Regions from separate parts of the Homo sapiens genome. Here region 2 is linked to region 1. Evidence: chromatin loops called from intact Hi-C (ENCODE). Cell type or tissue: breast epithelium. All regions are shown on one strand. Links, peaks and the distances in the headings refer to the core of each region. The heading gives the core; the rest is flanking DNA.

The links. A loop is a pair of places that touch in the nucleus more often than their neighbours do. Peaks named below come from ENCODE experiments on the same cell type or tissue, not always from the same donor. Only the 100,000 strongest peaks of a DNase experiment are listed, where the experiment ranks them.
Region 2: a loop joins it to region 1, with 14 times the contacts of the local background. A loop is called at or near these places in 11 of 110 quality-filtered maps.

What each region holds. Positions count from the first base shown.
Region 1 is chr17:76,629,398-76,638,187 of GRCh38, reverse strand. ST6GALNAC1 (ST6 N-acetylgalactosaminide alpha-2,6-sialyltransferase 1) reads left to right here. Exons shown (of 9, transcript NM_018414.5): 2 at 8,477-8,790. Among named protein-coding and RNA genes, the nearest start is that of ST6GALNAC1, 10 kb to the left of the region's middle. In breast epithelium, for the core only: no CTCF peak of the experiment used is centred there; no DNase peak of the experiment used is centred there.
Region 2 is chr17:76,690,803-76,701,471 of GRCh38, reverse strand. The region is part of intron 1 of MXRA7 (matrix remodeling associated 7); the gene reads left to right. Among named protein-coding and RNA genes, the nearest start is that of MXRA7, 15 kb to the left of the region's middle. RefSeq lists enhancers at 327-831, 832-1,336, 2,659-3,211, 3,212-3,765, 3,766-4,319. In breast epithelium, for the core only: no CTCF peak of the experiment used is centred there; a DNase peak (open chromatin) is centred at 5,931; H3K4me3 peaks cover 779 bases; H3K27ac peaks cover 584 bases.

The sequences.
Region 1 (8,790 bases), core at 1,807-4,306:
GAGCTGTGTAGCATGGCCCCTGCACAAGGATGACGTGCAAATTCGTAAAGCGTTCCATTAAAAAAAAAAAAAAAAAAGAGTGAGCTGTAAAAACAGACCTATGGGTTCTGTTTGTCATTTTCTTGTTGTCACTTTATGTTCTCCAGCCTGGCCAGCATGGCAAAATTCCATCTCTACTAAAAATATGAAAATTAGCCGGGCACGGTGGCACATGCATGTAATCCCAGCTACTCAGGGGGTTGAGGCACAAGAATCGCTTGAACCTGGGCACTGGCTTCCAGTGAGCCGAGATCATGCCACTGCACTCTAGCCTGGACGACAGAGTGAGACTCTGTGTCCAAAAAGAAAAGAACAGAACTTTATTTTCTATCACCTCCTGATTTCTGATTCTGAACTCCCATCCACCAAGCTTCAGGAAAACTTAATCTCAGCTCTTCTTGCCCCTCTGCAGGATGGTATCAAGGGCTCCAGGACATCTGATGCGGTGCCAAGGCATGGGAGTGGGACGCTGACCCTTCGCTATTGAGTAGCTGCTGAAACAGCCATTGTTCCTGCCCCTTGGCTCTTTCAGGTCCACCTGGCTTATGTGTGAGAGACTTTTTTTGGGTTTTTTTTGTTCTGTTTTTTTGAAAAGCCAGTACCAAAAGCTTACATAATTGTATGATTGCATTCAAATAACATTCTTGAAATGATAAAATTATAAAAATACAGAACAGATGAGTGGTGTTTCTAGGGGTTGAGGAGGGGGTGGTGTAGGAAGAAAGTGGCTGTGGCTATAAAAGGACAACATGAGGGACCCTTGTGGTGACTGTTCTATGTCTTTTTTTTTTTTTTTTAATTCACATCTTTATTTATCCTAAACCTTTTAGGTTTAGGGTGTGATGGGAATCTTTTTTTTTTTTTTTTTTTTTTTTTAGTATTTATTGATCATTCTTGGGTGTTTCTCGGAGAGGGGGATTTGGCAGGGTCATAGGACAATAGTGGAGGGAAGGTCAGCAGATAAACATGTGAACAAAGGTCTCTGGTTTTCCTAGGCAGAGGGCCCTGCGGCCTTCCGCAGTGTTTGTGTCCCTGGGAACTTGAGATTAGGGAGTGGTGATGACTCTTAACGAGCATGCTGCCTTCAAGCATCTGTTTAACAAAGCACATCTTGCACCGCCCTTAATCCATTCAACCCTGAGTGGACACAGCACATGTTTCAGAGAGCACGGGGTTGGGGGTAAGGTCATAGATCAACAGGATCCCAAGGCAGAAGAATTTTTCTTAGTACAGAACAAAATGGAGTCTCCTATGTCTACTTCTTTCTACACAGACACAGTAACAATCTGATCTCTCTTTCTTTTCCCCACATTTCCCCCTTTTCTATTCGACAAAACCGCCATCGTCATCATGGCCCGTTCTCAATGAGCTGTTGGGTACACCTCCCAGATGGGGTGGCGGCCGGGCAGAGGGGCTCCTCACTTCCCAGACGGGGCGGCGGTCAGAGGCGCCCCCGACCTCCCAGACGGGGCGGCGGCTGGGTGGGGGCTACCCCCACCTCCCGGACGGGGAGGCTGGCCGGGCGGGAGGACTTTTCTTTTTTTGAAACGGAGTCTCGTTTTGCCATCCAGGCTGGAGTGCAGTGGCGTGATCTCAGCTCCGTGTGAGACTTTTCTGACACTGTCTGTGGTCCTGTCTTCCTAGGCTCAGGATTCTTTTTTTTTCCAGGGGTCTTGTTAGACCTTTGGAACACTGCCAGGAAGCAGGGTCCTCTGACCTTGGAACTCACAGATCCCTCCTTCTCTCATTTCCGCCACCCACCAGAGTAAAGGATCTTTCCAGGGGAAGGACAATGATGGTAAGAAGTAGTAAAGTCCTTCCCCCTCATAACTTCTCCAAGATTGATCTGTTTCACTACATCTTGAACATGAAACCAAATCTTAACTGCTGGAGGTATGGGGGTGGGGTGGAGAGGGAAACAAATAACATTTCAAAATAGTATATAATTGTATTCAAAAGCATGACAGGCGTAGAAAAGGGATGCGGCTGTTCATGCCCTGAGGTACTAACAGTAGATTCTTTGAAGGGACTGGGATAATAGGAGGTTGCTATCCTTTCATGTTTTAAGGCAGTTTCTGCTTTTTCCGTAATAAGCACACATTGCTTTTATAAAAATAAAAATAATTCATAAAAGTTCACTTCTGAAGACTCAGGAGAAAAAGACTCAGCTTAGGTAACCCCTACATACCAAAGTATCCCCCCGAGCAGAACTGCCTCCCTAGGCTGTCACCACTGCCTCGCACACGTATGACTAATATCATACCGATGACACTTTAAGGCAGCTGCTTATACTCATGTCTGTTTCTCTTATAGACTGTGAGCCTCTTAAAACCAGTGACCATTGCTTTTTTTATCTTTAATCTCTAGCAGATACCTCTGAATGCCTGTCATGTCATGGCTACTCAATGAATATTGCAGAATAAACATTGCATTGTGTTGTCAAGTTCTCGTAGAACTTTCCATAAGATGTCTCATTTAGTTGGTTTGTTGTTGTTATTGTTGTTGTTGTTTTGAGACAGAGTCTCTCTTTGCTGCCCAGACTGGAGTGCAGTGATGCGATCCCTGCTCACTGCAACCTCCACCTCGCAGGCTCAAACAATTCTCCTGCCTCAGCCTCCAGAGTAGCTGGGATTACAGGCGTGCACCACCACACCCAGCCGTTTGTATTTTTAGTAGAGACAGGGTTTCGCCATGTTGGCCAGGCTGGTCTCGAATTCCTGACCTCAAGTGATCCGCCTGCTTCAGCCTCCCAAAGTGCTGGGATTACAGGCGTAGGACATCTAACTTTCAAACCAGCTGACTGGCATTCTGGCCCACAGTGAATTCAGCTAGGCGAAGGGCATCTCTGAGAATGCTGGGGACCTGTCTGTTCAGGGGGAGCTCTGGAAGCTGTATCCAGCCACTGAAGTATGATGAGCAGCAACTGACTCATTTTCCTTCTGTTTTCTCTCGAGTCCCAGAACATAATAACATCCCCACTAGAATCTCCCCACTAAGATTGAGGTGGCTGAAAACCACCACACAGGCTTTGATTTGAGAAAAGAACACTCAGAATAACAAGAGAAAATGGATTTCTGCCATTTTTTTCCAGCATACAAAGATAATTAAGGCAATCATACAGCTTTTAGTCATGGAAGCAGCGTATAGACACATCTAAAGTCAAAGTAAAGTCGTAAAAATAAAGCATTCATTCACTTTTAGAAAACTTTCAGGATTTTCCAAGGAAGATAAACTTTGGAGTTTGTTTTTTGTTTTTGTTTTTTTTGAGACAGAGTCTTGCTGTATCACTCAGGCTGGAGTGCAGTGGTACGATCTCAGCTCACTGCAACCTCTGCCTCCCGAGTTCAAGCGATTCTCCTGCCTCAGCCTCCCAAGTAGCTGGGATTACAGGCATGCACCACCATGCCCAGCTAATTTTTGTATTTTTAATAGAGATGGGGTTTCACCATGTTGGCCAGGCTGGTCTCGAACTCCTGACCTCAGGTGATCCACCCCCCACCCCCACCCCCGGCCTCCCAAAGTGCTGGGATTACAGGCGTGAGGCACCACGCCTGGCCAACTTTAGAGTTGGAAAAGAAAAAGCAGAATGGCTGGTTTCTATCTCACATAAGACAGGAGACCCCGAAGAACTGATCAAATACCAAAAGGAGGCTGGAATAGCCCTCGTGGACACCAAGGGGGTCTTGGGAACTCCAGGCCCAGCTAACAATGTGGGGCACAGGAGGCAGGAGCAGTTCAAGGTAGAGAGCTCCACAGCAGGGAGTGGAGAGGGACACAGGGCAGAGCGAAGTGTTAGTTTGTCCTCCTTTCAAGGAGAAGCAGCATCAAAGCTGTGGGAACCAAACATGTAACCTGGAAGAGGAAAGCTCACCCAGCCAGGGGGCCTGAGATAAAATGAGGGCAAAGTTGATGGTGGGGACTGAGAAAGAGCCCAGGACTTAAGGACGTAAGTAGAGGCGATTCTGTGTGACCAGCCATTCCCACATACCAGGCGCAACTCACCTGCAGCCACTTCCGCTCGCTCTCCATGCCATAGAAGGCGGGAGCCCAGGTGCAAAATTATTTAGCGAATCAAAGGAGTCTTTTCAGCTCTTTTCTTATCCTCCTCCATAAAATAATCTTCTACTCATACTGGCTTTGTTAGTGAGTGACCTTTCCTTGGGGTATTTTTTCAAAATTCAGTTTCAGCCTCTTCAATATCCTAGTCAACTTCAACATTCCTGTGTTATCTCTCGTACTGTATTCTTGGAAAATACCGCTCTCTGGCCAATAGGTGTTTCATGGCTGCAGGCATAAACGAACTTTGAACCTTTTGCCATTTCTTCACTTCCAGGTTCCCCTTGGTGATGTACACTGAAGAATATAGAAGGCAGCTGGGCCTGGGGGCACATGCACCTGTAGTCCCAGCTACTCAGGAGGCCAAGGCAGGAGACTCGTTTGAGCCCGGGAGGTCGAGGCTGCAATGAGCTGTGAACGTGCCACCAGCCTAGACAACAGAGACTCAGTCTCAAAAAAAAAGAAAATATATATATACAGAGAGGGAGGATGTTGCCAGATAACTATTTTCCTGTTTCTTTTATTGTGCGATTCTTGTTCATGATAAATTGATTGATTGATTTTTAATTATTATTATTATTTGAGATGGAGTTTCGCTCTTGTTGCCCAGGCTGAAGTGCAATGGCACGATCTCGGTTCACCGCAACCTCCGCCTTCCAGGTTCAAGCGATTCTTCTGCCTCAGCCTCCCGAGTAGCTGGGATTACAGGCATGTGCCACCATGCCCGGCTAATTTTGTATTTTTAGTAGAGATGGGGTTTCTCCATGCTGGTCAGGCTGGTCTCGAACTCCCGACCTCAGGTGATCCACCCACCTCGGCCTCCCAAAGTGCTGGGATTACAGGCGTGAGCCACCACGCCTGGCCATTATTATTATTTTTTAATTGAGATGGAGTCTTGCTCTGTCACCCAGGCTGGAGTGCAGTAGTGCTATCTCAGCTCACTGCAACCTCTGCCGCCCAGGTTCGAGCAACTCTCGTGCCTCAGCCTCCGGAATAGCTGGGATTACAGGTGCGTGCCAACACACCAAACTAATTTTTTTTGCATTTTTAGTAGAGACGGGGTTTTGCCATGTTGGCCAGGCTGGTCTTGAACTCCTGACCTCAGGTGATCTGCCCGCCTCGGCCTCCCAAAATGCTGGCTCTATAGGCATGAGCCACCTCACCCAGCCAATAAATTCATTTATTAAAGTGCAACATTTTATATTTTTACTTCCCTAGTAGATCAGAATTATGCAGTTAAGTCGCTTTTTGTTTTGGTATGACCCATGATTAATTTGCCTGTGCCTCTGGACTAGAAGTCATTAATAGAAGAAAGCCTTCCCACACCCCAGCCCAGCTCACAGGGTCAGGACCACACAGGGCCGAACGCGTTGAATATGGGGCACTCAGCATATGGATACAATTTGAGCATTTAGTAAATACTGTGCATGAGAATAAGGAAATGTCTATCTCAACACCCACAGCCCTAGCAATCACAGGTGTATTTAATTATAGGGAATTAAATGAAACTTAATTACATAATTTTGTCACTACCTGGATTATTGCTGTGACTTCCTGCAAAACCTAAAGGAGTCATCAATCAATTGTAGATTTGCGGTTGAATAGGCCTTCCAGGAGTCACTGCGCCATTCCTGCTGCTAGACAGGGTTCCAGAGAGGAGTGCATTACCTCTTCAGGGTCAGTGTGGCCACTAAGCAGACGGCCAGCTGTCCATGCTATGTGTGGCCTGAGATGTGTGATGTCAAAAACCACCCCTGCCTCATCATCTCTCCCCGCCACGGCCAAGTTAAGGTGCCTGCCAGCCAGGCAGCTACATCCATGAAAATGTTCGAGATAGGGAAAATGTCATTCAGCAGAATTCCTCTCTGCCGAGGGCTGCCGGAGTTTGGAAGGGAAGTTTCCATAGGCTTCTTGAGGCTGGGGGTTGGGAAGTGGAGGTCAGGGTGAATCCACCAAGAGGCTTTGCTGGGTAACAAGAGCTGTTTGTTAAACCGGGTGAACAGCTTGGTTTTTGCTGAATGGCCCACGTGAGCTTAGAGGTTACACTGAGTAGTCAGACCAAGGGGAGTGGTGAGCCTCACACACACCCACACAGCACTCAGACCTTCTACTAGGCAAATGTGGAATGAATTGATCAAGAATGTGTTCTTCACTCACTCAGGTTTCTCACTCTGTGTTGAGTGGCATTCTTTCAGAATGGATATTTTGGGGGTGTCTTCCCAGTTCATGAACCAATAACCCCCTCTTTCTCTTGAAAGTGTCCTCCTCCCATGCACAGAGTGGGCCCCAGAATGTCATGTAGTATGTGACCGAGACCCCTGGAAAGGGATGGAGATAGGACCCAAGGGGGCCACAGTCTTCTGCTAGAGTGAAAAATTGGGAGAAAAGGGAGTCCACAGTCCCCAGTACAGGTGTTATGGGGTGGCCATCTTCCACCAGCCTGTGGGTTGGAGAGCAGAGGAGGCCTGTCTGCAGAGACAGAAAGAGTAGAAGAAAGCTGATTCAGAGGGAGAGGTGAGATAGAGACAAAGCCTTAGAGAGCGATTCCTGGTTCCAAGCCCCCCCAGAGGCTCAACTACTTCCTGCTCTTGGGTTCCTTGAAACACTTTCTATTCTTATAATAAATTTTTCCTTTTCTTTTTCTTAGTTGAAAATGAAAAATACAGAAAGAATTAGGGTTTGAAGCCCATTAGCCTTTTCGGGATGCTCCATATCTCAGTCCAACCCTGTCCTGAGGCCCATCTCTCCTTTCTGGTTAGAAATATCTCTCATCCAAGCTACTTCTTTGAGTCATATAACAAAGGCAGAGGCATTTTCTATGCAAGTCCAGTTAAAAATGTGTGTGTTTAGGCCAGACGCGGTGGCTCACGCCTTTAATACCAACATTCTGGGAGGCCAAGGGTGGAGGATCACTTGAGGTGAGGAATTTGAGACCAGCCTGGGTAACAGAGTGAGATCCAGTCTCTAAACACACACAAGTGCTCGCGCACGCGTGCACACACACACACACACACACACACACACACAGAGATTAGCTGGGCATGGTGGTGCATGCCTGTAGTCCCAGCTACTCGAGAGGCTGAGGCCACAGGATCGCTTGAGCCCAGGAGTTTGAGGCTGTAGTGAGCTGTGATTGTGCCACTGCACTCCAACCTGGGCGACAGAGCAAGACTCTGTCTCTTAAAGAAAAAAAAAAAAAAAAAATTGGGCGCGGTGGCTCACGCCTGTAAAATCCCAGCACCTTGGGAGGCCAAGGTGGGCAGATCACGAGATCAAGAGATCAAGACCATTCTGGCCAACATGGTGAAACCCCATCTCTACTAAAAATACAAAAAAAAAAAAGAGCCAGGCGTGGTGGCATGCGCTGTAATCCCAGCTACTCGGAAGGCTGAGGCAGGGGAATTGCTTGAACCAGGGAGATGGAGGGTGCAGTGAGCCAAGATCGCGCCACTGCACTCCAGCTTGGGTGACAGAGCCAGACTCCGTCTCAAAAAAAAAAAAAAAAAGAAGGGTTTCAAGGAGGAAGGATCCCTGGGAGGTAAGGAGGAAGAACTGTCAGCTGTCAGCCCTTTCCTAACACCCTTGGGAAGTTTAGGCTTCAGTTTCAAGGTCAGAATAGAGAGTGCCCCCGCTGGAGACCCTGAATAAATGTGTTGCTTTGAGGCTGAGAAAGGCTGGAAATACCACCCAGGGTCAGCTGCAGCTCAGGCTAGGAGGCCTTAATGGAGGAAGGGCTTGCATAGGTAATCAGCCTGCTTCCCATATTGCCTTGGCCGGCCCTGCCTTTCTCCAGTGATCAAAGACCTTTGTTTCCTGCCTCGAATAACAATAATCGTGTATCACATAGGTCCAAGGTCTGTGTCTTATTCCAATTTGTATTCCCAGTGCCTGCACAGCACACTGCACAGAATAGACATTTAGTAAACGTTTGTCGGATGAGATGCTCTCCTGTATGTCCTATGTACATATCTCAAATTCTATTCCGCTTTTGTTTGAATCTATTTTCTGGCCAGGCACGGTGGCTCACACGTGTCATCCCAACACTTTGGGAGGCCGAGGCAGGTGGATCACTGGGCAGGTCAGGAGTTCAAGACCAGCCTGGCCAGCATGGTGAAACCCCCATCTCTACTAAAAATACAAAAATTAGCCAGGCATGGTGGCGGGTGCCTGTAATCTCAGCTACTCAGGGGGGTGGGGCAGGAGAATGACTTGAACCCAGGAGATGGAGGTTGCAGTGAGCTGAAATCGTACCACTGCACTCCAGCCTGGGTGACAGAGCAAGACTGTGTCTCAAAAAAAAAAAAAAAAACAAAAAACTACTTATGCTTCTGACCTGTTTCCACAATCTTCAGCCTTCATCAAAGGTTATCTCTGTCCCTAGGCATCAACGCACAGAGAACATTAAAGAAAGGTCTCTACAGTCCCTGGCAAAGCCTAAGTCCCAGGCACCCACAAGGGCAAGGAGGACAACCATCTATGCAGAGCCAGTGCCAGAGAACAATGCCCTCAACACACAAACCCAGCCCAAGGCCCACACCACCGGAGACAGAGGAAAGGAGGCCAACCAGGCACCGCCGGAGGAGCAGGACAAGGTGCCCCACACAGCACAGAGGGCAGCATGGAAGAGCCCAGAAAAAGAGAAAACCATGGTGAACACACTGTCACCCAGAGGGCAAGATGCAGGGATGGCCTCTG
Region 2 (10,669 bases), core at 4,839-7,338, 60 kb before region 1:
GCTCCCTGGCCTGTGGGTTGTCTACGTGCACCTCAGCCCAACACGCTGACAAGTGCCTCATTTCTGCTGCCCCTCCACCCGGCATTCCTCATCTCATCCCGGATCCACCCCCCCGACGCTCAGCTGCTCAGACCAAAAGCCCAGACATGTCCTTGTTGTCCCCGCCTCCCTCACGCCCTGAAGACCTGCTGTCTGCAATTCTGGTCACCTCTCTCCAGAGTGTGTTCCGAGAGCAGCCCTCCCTCCTCTCATCTTTCTGGCTCCTGCTTCGGTGGCTGTTCAGTGACCTCCTCACTGGTCTCCCTGTTTCCCGTCCTCCCCACCCCTGCCAGGCTCTTCCAGCAACCAGCATGACCTTCCTAGCGCAGAGAGCACACCCCCCGGCCCCTGCTCACAGCCCTCCGCGTGCAATTCCAAACTTCCCACAGCCCCAGGTCCAGGAGCACCCTGCCTACTCGGCATCTGCTCCCAGCCCCCCACAGCCACAGACTCCTTTCTGGTGCTTAGACCTGCCAGCCCTGCGCCCACATCAGGACCCTGCCCAGCACACCCCTCCCTGCCTGAGCCTCCGCGCAGTCGGTCCTCACCTCTCTCCTCTCTATGTCCTTGCCCCCGTGAGCAGATGTAAAGTCCCCCGCCTGCCGCCCGCCCACTCTCTCTCTCTCTCCAGTGTATCATCACGTTTGGCTTTCTTCATAGCACTTCATCCGGTCTGAGGTCATCTTTTATTTCAGTGTGGCTTGTCTGCCGCAGTGGAACGCCTGTTCCGGAGAGCAGGGCCCTTGCCCGCCACATCCCAGCTCCTGCAACAGGCCCGCACGCAGTAGGCACCTGTTGAATAAATACGCCACAATGCCACAAAAAGAAAGAACAGAAATCGCTGTGGGCTCCTGCCTAGAGGCAGGTCCTGTCTCTTTGTCTCCCACCTGGGGCAGCAGGAAGGTATCTTGTTTCTGTCCCTGCCCAGGCCTGTAGCCCAGCGCCCTGCACAGCCGCCTGCAGTTCTTGCCCTCGTGCTGTTATGTTATGCCCCAGAGAGGAAGACTGCTCTGTAAGGTAGTGAGTTTCCTGTGCCAGAAGCGTTCAGACAGAGACGGGATACCAGCAGTTCATCCAAGTTTCCATCAGCGACTGTTTTTCCTTAGGCGGAAGCCACACTAGATCAGTGGTTTTCTAACATTTTCTAAAACACTGGATCCTGGCTGTGTCCGGTGGCTCACGCCTGTAATCCCAGCACTTTGGGAGGCTGAGGCGAGCAGATCACCTGAGGTCAGGAGTTCGAGACCAGCCTGGCCAACGTGGCAAAACCCAGTCTGTACTAAAAATACAAAAAGCCAGGTGTGGTGGCGCATGCCTGTAATCCCTACTTGGGACTAATCAGCTACTTGGGAGGCTGAGGCAGGAGAATCGCTTGAACCCAGGAGGTGGAGGTTGCAGTGAGCCGAGATTGTGCCACTGCACTCCAACCTGGGTGACAGAGTGAGACCCAGTCTCAAAAGTAAATAAATAAAAAATGATAATAATAAAACACTGGATCCCTTCTTGCCTCTTCAGTGTCTTATGGAAGCCCAGGACATAAAGCAAAAACAGAGCTGCTCTGGGTGGCAGTCTAGGCCCCTTTTACTCTGTCCCCTCCTCCTTGCAGCAGTCTCTGCAAACCTAGGGTAGAATTAAAGGGCCTCCAAATCAGGTCCTATGACCCTGGGGGACCCCTGCCCAGACAGAGGAAGGAGAGGGGTGTGTGCAGAGGTGAATGTGGAAGGACAGATCACATTCCTGAGGCCATGGTGCAAAGAGCACCCCAAGTCCCAGCCCACCACCCCTACCCAGTGGCACCCTCGGTTCTTAGCCATCGAGGAGAGAGACCTCACCCAATCTGATGGCAGGAGAATCTGGAAGTAGAACTTGGAGAAACAGAGATTATTGAAATTGAACAAGGTCAGGCAATGTAGGCAGGTGGCATGGGTTTTGAGCAGGAAACACATTATGAAGTTGGCATTTGAAGATGTTCTTAAAGCTGGATGAGGGCTGGGTGTGGTGGCTTCTGCCTGTAATCCCAGCACTTTGGGAAGTTGAGGCAGGAGAATGGCTTGACCCCAGGAGTTTGAGACCACTCTGAGCAACATAGTGAGACCCAATCTCTACAAAAAATAAGAAAACTAGCTGGGTGTTGTGGCACACTCCTGTGATCCCAGCTACTTAGGAGGCTGAGGGGGGAGGGTTGCTTAAGCCCAGGGAGGTTGAGGCTGCAGTGAGCCATGATTGCACCACTGCACTCCAGCCTGGGCTACAGAATGAGTCCGTCTCCCCAAAAAGGATGAATTGGAGGAGAGCAGATGTAGGTGCCACCTGAAGGCATTGAATGGTTGTAGCAGGAGAACAAAGGGGTGAAGCCAGAAGCCTGTTGGAGTGAAGGGGAGACTCTAGAATTCAGAATAGAAAGGAAGTCAGGGCTGGGCGCGGTGACTCACGCCTGTAATCCCAGCACTTTGGGAGGCTGAGGTGGGCGGATCACTTGAAGTCAGGAGTTCAAGACCAGCCTGGCCAACATGGTGAAACCCTGTCTACTAAAAATACAAAAATTAGCCGGGGATGCTGGCATGCACATGTAATTCCAGCTACTCGGGAGGCTGAGGCAGAAGAATCTCTTGAACCCGGGAGGCGGAGGTTGCAGTGAGCAGAGATCCCACCATTGCATCCCAGCCTGGGCAACAGAGCAAGACTCTTATCTCAAAAAAAAAAAAAAAAAAAAAAAAAAACAGAAAGGAAGGAAGTCAGGTTGGAATCAACATTCCCAGGCCATGTTAAGGTGTCAGAGATGCTGTGGCTGCCAAGAAAAACTGGACAAGTGAGAGGGGGACAGTTTGAGACTTGGGTTACTAGGTTCTGGACAGAAGTTCCTGGGACATGCCTCATCCAGTTGCAAATACGGATTTAGAGAGTGGAGCCTGCGTGTCCCCAGCCTGGAGCTGTAGTTTGGAGGGGGAGATGGCTGAGTTGTTTTGCCGGGTATGGAGGAACAGAGGTGACCCCTGCCCCAGCCTGCCCTCCCTGCCCACCACCAAGCCCCCGGAGCTGGCGCCAGCTGGGCTTTGCTGCTCCCCCCCCGCCCATTGCAAAAGATGAGCAGCTGATTGGCTAATGGAGTCCTTCTGGAAGGAGTGAGAGCATTGTCAGGCACTGTGGAGGCAGCCCTGGGCCCGGCCCATTCTGGGGTTGGGGGGCCTGGGCAGGCCCCTTGTCGCCTTCCTGTTATCTCCATCCTTGCCTGCTGCAGGCAGGGGAGGGACAGGTGTCCCCTTGGGAGTTAGGAACGGCCTGCCTCCTGGAGCCGCTGTCCTCTAAAGTCATTCTGGATTAGCCAGTGGGATTGGTGCAGTCACAGCATGCGGCAGCTCTGGTGGCCACAGGGCCACAAGAGACCTTCTTTGCACTGCCCCACAGCAGAACCATCTCCTTGGGCAGCAGACACGCAGGCAGAAATCTGTCTCTATCACTCTCTCTCCCTCTGTTAGTGTTCTCTCTCTCTCCCCTCCCCCCGCCTTATCTATCCCTCTCTTCTCTCCCCTCCCCTCTCTCCCTCTCCCGACTTCAGCACTTTGCATCACGCTTGAATTAGCTTGAATCAGCCAGGGCAGCCATAAATGGCAGCGTGCAGCCTGCAGGGCGTGAGCTTGGTTCACTGTGTCTCCCAGCTACTGCAGCCTGGCCGGGCCCCTCAGCTTGGCCTCCGGGGCACCCTGGTCCTAGGCTCCTAGCACTGGGGAGGCTGTCAGGAGGCACGTCCCGTTTGCCTTCCCCCTCCCGCCTCCACCTCCTCCATTGGAGGGAAAAGCTGAATTAGAAAATTATCCCAGAACATGACATTAAAATGTGGTCTCTATTCAGTCATAAAATGCTGAGACTCTGATCAGTGAAGTGATGGAGCTTGGGCTCAGCCCAGCCTGCCCTGGGGACCAGCCAGGGTGACGCCAGCTGCCTGTCTCAATTCACTGTTTCCATGAAATTGATTGACTTTCATCAGAAACATGATGTATTCATTTGCCAGGGCTGCTATAACAAAACACCACAGACCGGGCACCTTCAGCAACAGACGTTTCTTTTCCCAGAGTTCTGCAGACTGGAGGGCCAAGTTCAGGGTGTCCGCAGGTTCGGGTCCTCCTAAGCCCTGTCTCGCTGGCTTGCAGTTGGCCGCCTTCTCCGCCTCCTCACATGGTCTTTCCTCTGTGCACTCACAACTCTCATGTCTCTGTGTGTGTCCGAGTTTCCTCTTATAAGGACAGCAGTCCTTGGGTTAGGGCCCACCCTAATGGCTTCATTTTAACTTAATCACCTCTTTAAAGGCCCTGTTTCCAAATAGAGTCAGGCTGAGAGGTAGTTGGGGCCAAGGCTTCAGCATATGAATTGGGGCGTGGAACACAGTTCAGCCCATGAGCCGAGTAGCCTGAACACTCCTGGGACCAAGGGCATGGACAGGAACTCCGCGGTGATGATGGCCTTGGGTGAGGTTTGAGTCAGCGCTCGAGCAGCTGCTCTGTTCCGTTTCCTTTGAGACCTCAGGAAGAATCAGCTGCGTACTCTGTTGGGTTCGTGCCGCCTCCAGGAAATGATCCTGGTCGCACCCACCATGGCACAGCTGCCTGATGGTGGGGAGGACTCAGACCATGAGACCCTGGAGAGATTGCCTTTGGCTGGCCGCACCTTCACGGATTCATTCAACGCTGAGCTGAAGGCCAGGTGCCTTTAGCATCGCAGTTTGGGCCTTTATCATCTCTCCCCTGAGCTCTGTACCCTCTTCTCATAGTTCCTCCTGCCTCTTCTCTTGCCCCATTGCAATCCTCCCACCTCAGCCTCCCAAGTGCAGCTCTCACTCTGTTTGTCCGTGTTTATTTTTTTCGTTTAAAAAATTTGTATTGACACCTGTTTATTTTTTATTTTTATTTATTTTTTTAGAGGCAGGGTCTCCCACTGTCACTCAGTTGGAGTACAGTAACATCATCATAGCTCACTGCAGCCTCAAACTCCTGGACTCAAGCGATCCTCCCACCTCAGCCTCCGAAGTATCTGGGGCTACAAGCACATGCCACCACCCCCGGCTAATTTGTTAATTTTTTATAGAGATGGGGGTCTCACTTCATTGCCCAGGTTGGTCTCAAACCCCTGGCATCAAGCAGCCCTCCCACCATGGCCTCCCAAAGTACTGGCATTACAGGTGTGAGCCACCGCGCCCAGCCTTGTTTATCCCTGTTTGAAAGTTTCAGGTGGCTTCTCACTTCCTGAGGAATGAAACCAAACGCTTTAGTGTCCTGTATATGATCTCTGTGGTTGCAGACCCTGCATTTCTGCACACTGTTTCTTTCTTTCTTTTTTTCTTTTTGAGATAGAGTCACGCTCTGTCACCCAGGCTGGAGTGCAGTGGTGCGATCTCGGCTTACTGCAACCTCCGCCTCCTGGGTTCAAGAGATTCTCCTCCCTCAGCCTCCCAAGTAGCTGGGATTACAGGCACCCGCCACCACACCTAGCTAATTTTTGTATTTTTTTAGTAGAGAGGGGGTCTCACCGTGTTGGCCAAGCTGGTCTTGAACTCCTGGCCTCAAATGATCCACCTGCCTTAACCTCCCAAAGTGCTGGGATTACAGGCATAAGCCACAACACCCAGCCTCTGCACACTATTTCTGACTGTGTCACACCCACCCTGCAATCATACCCAAGTCTGTAGAGCCACTGGAAGAGCCGAGGTGTTCCGTGCCTCCATGCCTTTACATGGGCTGTGCACTCTGCCCAGATGCCCTTCTCTCTACATCTGCCTGGCAAGCCCATCTCGGACCCAGCGTGGCTTTCTCATCCACTCTGAGGCCTTCTTTGCTCCCTGCAGACACAGCTGAGCTCCCTTTCCTCCAGGCCCCCACCGTGCACACTCCTGAAAACATAGCTGCAAATTTGATTGTGCCAAAGCGGAAGGAAAGATGGGCGTGCTATGAGGGAGGCACGAAGGTAAAATCCTTAGTGCCAGCTCTCTGTTGAGCACAGCCTTAGACGATGGAGCTCTGGTATTTCGCACAAGGTTTTGCTTTATCCCTTCCCATCCCGTTGCACACACACACACACACACACACACCTGAAGCTAAAGAGCCACCCCTTGCAGAAGGGTTTGTGTCTTTGTCTCCATTGCACTGTGTCTGAAACCGGCACTTCTTACTACTGGAGTCAGCACTTTCACTTTTCTGTTGTGTCCACACTTTTATAAAATCAGGGCAAAATGCAGTCAACACTGGTGGTTTTATTGTTTTATTTTGTTTTGTTTTGTTTTTGAGACGGAGTTTCGCTCTTGTTGCCCAGGCTGGAGTGCAATGGCTTGATCTTGGCTCACTGCAACCCCCACCTCCCGGGTTCAAGCGATTCTCCTGACTCAGCCTCCCAAGTAGCTGGGATTACAGGTGCCTGCCACCATGCCCAGCTAATTTTTTTTATTTTTTAGTAGACCCAGGGTTTCACTATGTTGTCCAGGCTGGTCTCGAACTGCTGACCTCAGGTGATCCACCCACCTCAGCCTCCCAAAGTGCTGGGATTACAGGCCCCCGGCCCCCGTTATTTTTTAAAAAAGTAAAACACCACAGCCAGAAGCAGGGAGGCTGAGGCAGGCAGATCCCTTGGGCCCAGGAGTTCAAGCCCAGCCTGGGCAACATGGCAAAACCTCATCTATACCAAAAATACACAAATTAGCCAAGCCTCGTGGCCCATGTCTGTAGTCCCAGGTACTAGGGAAGCTGTGGTAGGAGGATTGACGGAGCCTGGAAGGGCAAGGATGCAGTGAGCCGAGATCGCATCACTCTACCAACAGCCTGGGTGACAGTAAGACCCTGTCTCAATAATAACAATAATAATAATTGGAATTCATTCAATTATTATTAGTATATTCTTTAAAAGCCTAACAAGTTACCCAGATAAAAGTGAGGATGTTATTTCCAGTAGAAGCCCAGGTGTGAGGCCCTGGGATGCCTCTATGAGGTGCAGTTTGATAACCACTCAAAAAAACATTCCATGGCTATCCAACCCTTGACTTCAGCAGAGCTGAGATTTGATGCAGGCAAATTTGAGATGTTCTTGGCCTGCAAAGTCTGAGTGTGGTGAGTGGTGGACAGGAGAGGTGTCAGTGGATGGCGGACACCGTGGTCCAGGGGCTGTGGGAGTTGGAATGGAGCGGTTCTCAGGCAGGGAAAGGCAGGGTGGAATGGCCTCAGGACAAGCACATGGTAGGGGAGGGGGCTCTCCAACGAGTCTCTCCACCCGGGCCCACTCTAGGCAGCTCACTGCTCTGGTCCCAGAGGGTCCTTGTCCCCCAAGCAGAAATTGGGCTCCTGGGCCTATGCCCCCGCCCATCCAGATAAGTAGATGGAAGGGGGAGGGTTTGACCGCCCCAACTGGGGCCACGGGATTCAAGGGACAACTTCCAAAAGAACAGGGGATTTCTGCACAGACAACAAAATAAATGGCCAATTGAGCAGTGTTTTCAAGCTTTTTTTAATTAGGTGTCACAATAAGAAAGAAATTTTAAATTACATCCTGTATATAAAGTCACACAGCTACACCAGAAGTTTTTTGTTGTGTTGTTGTTTTGTTTTCTTTTGTTTGAGACAGGCTTTCACTCTTTCACCTAGGCTGGAGTGTAGTGGTGTGATCTCGGCTCACTGCAGCCTTGACCTCCTGGGCTCAAGTGATCCTCCCACCTCAGCCTCAGCTGGGACTACAGGCACATCCCACCATGCCCAGCTAATTTTTGTAATTTTTTTGTAGAAATGAGGTTTGACATGTTGCCCAGGGCGGTCTCAAACTCCTGGGCTCAAGCAGTCCACTTGCCTCAGCCTCCCAAAGTGCTGGGATTACAGGCGTGAGCCACCTCACCTGGCCCCAGAAGTTTTATAAACCAGTATCTAACTCTACCACACACAAAACACTGTTTGTCTTTAATTTCTTTTTCTTTTTTTTTTTTTTTTTTGAGACAGATCTCAAAAAAAAATCCAGTCTGTTGCCCAGGCTGGATTGCAGTGGCGTGATCTCAGCTCATTGCAACTTCCGCCTCCCAGGGTCCAACGATTCTCCTGCCTCAGCCTCCCAAGTAGCTGAAGCAGTCGTGCACCACCACACCCAACTAATTTTTGTATTTTTAGTAGAGACGGGATTTCCCCATGTTGGCCAGACTGGTCTCGAACTAATGACCTCGTGATCCATCCGCCTCGGCCTCCCAAAGTGCTGGGATTACAGGCATGAGCCACCGCGCCCAGCCTTGTCTTTTATTTCATTCTGGGATACAGGGGTGTCCCCAGAGTCTTAGTGCAGTTTTAATAAATAACTTCAGATGTTTAAATGTACAAACCTACAAAACATCAGTTGAATATTTACTTATTTAAATTTCTTTTCCACTTAGTTTCCTGACAGTCAAGTGCTAGATTTTTTCATTTTAATTCTCCGCATGTGCTAGTGTCTGGAGGGACAGGCAGGCAAAGGACCCCTTTCCTGGGCTGAATTGACCTCCCTTGAGGTCACGTGTGCACAAAATCCAGTTCTTTGGAACCTGGTGAAGCTGGAATCACCAGTGCAATCTTTTCCCGTCACTGACCAACAGTCGATAAAAGGTTTTTCGAAGTTTGAACAACTAGAGCCATGTATAGCACTAGAGGGGGTACTGTAAGAATCTGAGTGAGAGATATCAAGGTATTTTAAATGTAAATAACCTTTCAAATGTCATTTTTTGGTACATTTGTAGTATCTATACTTCTGAAGTTATTAAAGCCTCAAACTTCACCAAGACTTTGGTCGCCCATTTTTTTTTTTTTTTAACAATACTAGTAAGGCCTTCTCATTTGCTTTCCTGACCCATCAATGGGTCATGACCACAGCTTTTTAAAAATCAGACTTCCAGGCCGGGCGCGGTGGCCCACACCTGTAATCCCAGCAGTTTGGGAGGCCGAGACGGGCGGATCACCTGAGGTCGGGAGTTCGAGACCAGCCTGACCAACATGGAGAAACCCCATCTCTACTAAAAATACAAAATTAGCCAGGTGTGGTGGCACATGCCCATAGTCCCAGCTACTCGGGAGGCTGAGGCAGGAGAGTCGCTTGAACCTGGGAGGTGGAGGCTGCAGTGAGGCAAGATCGTACCATTGCACTCCAACCTGGGCAACAAGAGTGAAACTGTCTCAAAAAAAAAAAAAGAAAAAATCAGACTTCCAAAGTCAAGTACAATTTTTTTTTTCTTTTGGTGACAGGGTCTTACTCTTGCCCAGGCTGGAATGCAGTGGCACCCCCATGGCTTACTACAGCCTCAACCTCTTGGGCTCAAGCGACGCACCTGCCTCGGCCTCCCAATGTGCTGTGATTACAGGTGTGAGCCACTGTGCCTGGCCCAGAATCTAAATGTGTACCAGCCTCTCTGTGCTCAGGAGGGCTTGGGCACGTCAGCTGATACTGGGTCCTTTGGGGATACGGATCTGCCCTGGCTCATGGACTCCTCGCCCTGGAGTGCAATTATTTGTTTGTCTTTCCTACTGGACCACGAGCTCCGTAAGGCAGGGACTGTGCTCATTGTTGCTGTTGTTTTTCATTTAATCTTTGTGTCCTTTGCACATAATAGGAGAACTGGCCTCCTGTCTATTCTTGATATTGGGCTTAGTTCCGGGGCCGTGCCCTGAATAGGTCAGTGACTGTTTGCCTGTCATTAAAGAGAGACATCAACCATGAGAAAAACCAACTGTTTTTCTGTCCATGCACACAACACTCCACAGAACCCTTCACTTCTGATACCAAATATGCAGCCAGCCCCACCCCTGCAACCAACACCTTCTCCAGCCACCCAGACACCAAGTGGGTGTCCTCCCGTTCAACTCTGACATTAACTGCCTGGAATCAGTGCAGACCCCACAGGTTAGGGCCCAGTCCCACAGACTGCCCCCTACTTCAGGGGCCAATCACAAGTATCAGGTCCCCTCGTTCCCCACACTTTGGTCCTACTTGCCTACAAATCAAGGGTTCCATGAACCCCTCCTCAAGTTGAGTAATTTGCTACAGCGTCTTACGGAGCTCAGGGAAGCACTTATGTTAACTGGTTTATTAGAAAGGAAGTGATAAAGGCTACAGATGAACAGCCAGATGGAGGTACCTAAGTAGAGTAAGGTCCAGTAGGGTCCTGAATGCAGGAGCTTCCGTCCCCATGGAGTTGGGGTACGCTACCCCCTGCGCACGGGAATGCATTCAGCAGCCTGGAAGCTCTCCAAACCCTATCGGGATGTTGACGGAGGCCTCATCACATAGGCGTCATCGATTCTTAACTCAATCTCCAGCTCCTCTCCAGTCTCTGGAGGAAGCTGGGGGGTGGTGGGGCTGAAAGTTCCAAGCTCCTCATTGCAGCTTGATCTCTCTGGTGATCAGCCCACCCAGGAGTTACCTCATTAGAACAAAAGACACTCCTGTCACCCGGGAAATTCCAACGGACTTAGGAGCTCTGTGCCAGGGACTGGGATCAAAACCAAATGTTAGAACAAAACATGCTGCTAGCACCCCTGTAACTTAGGAAATTCAAGGGACTTAGGAGCTCAGTGTCAGGGCTGGGCATGGTGGCATGCACCTGTGATCCCAGCTATTCCAGAGGCTGAGGCAGGAGGATCGCTTGAGC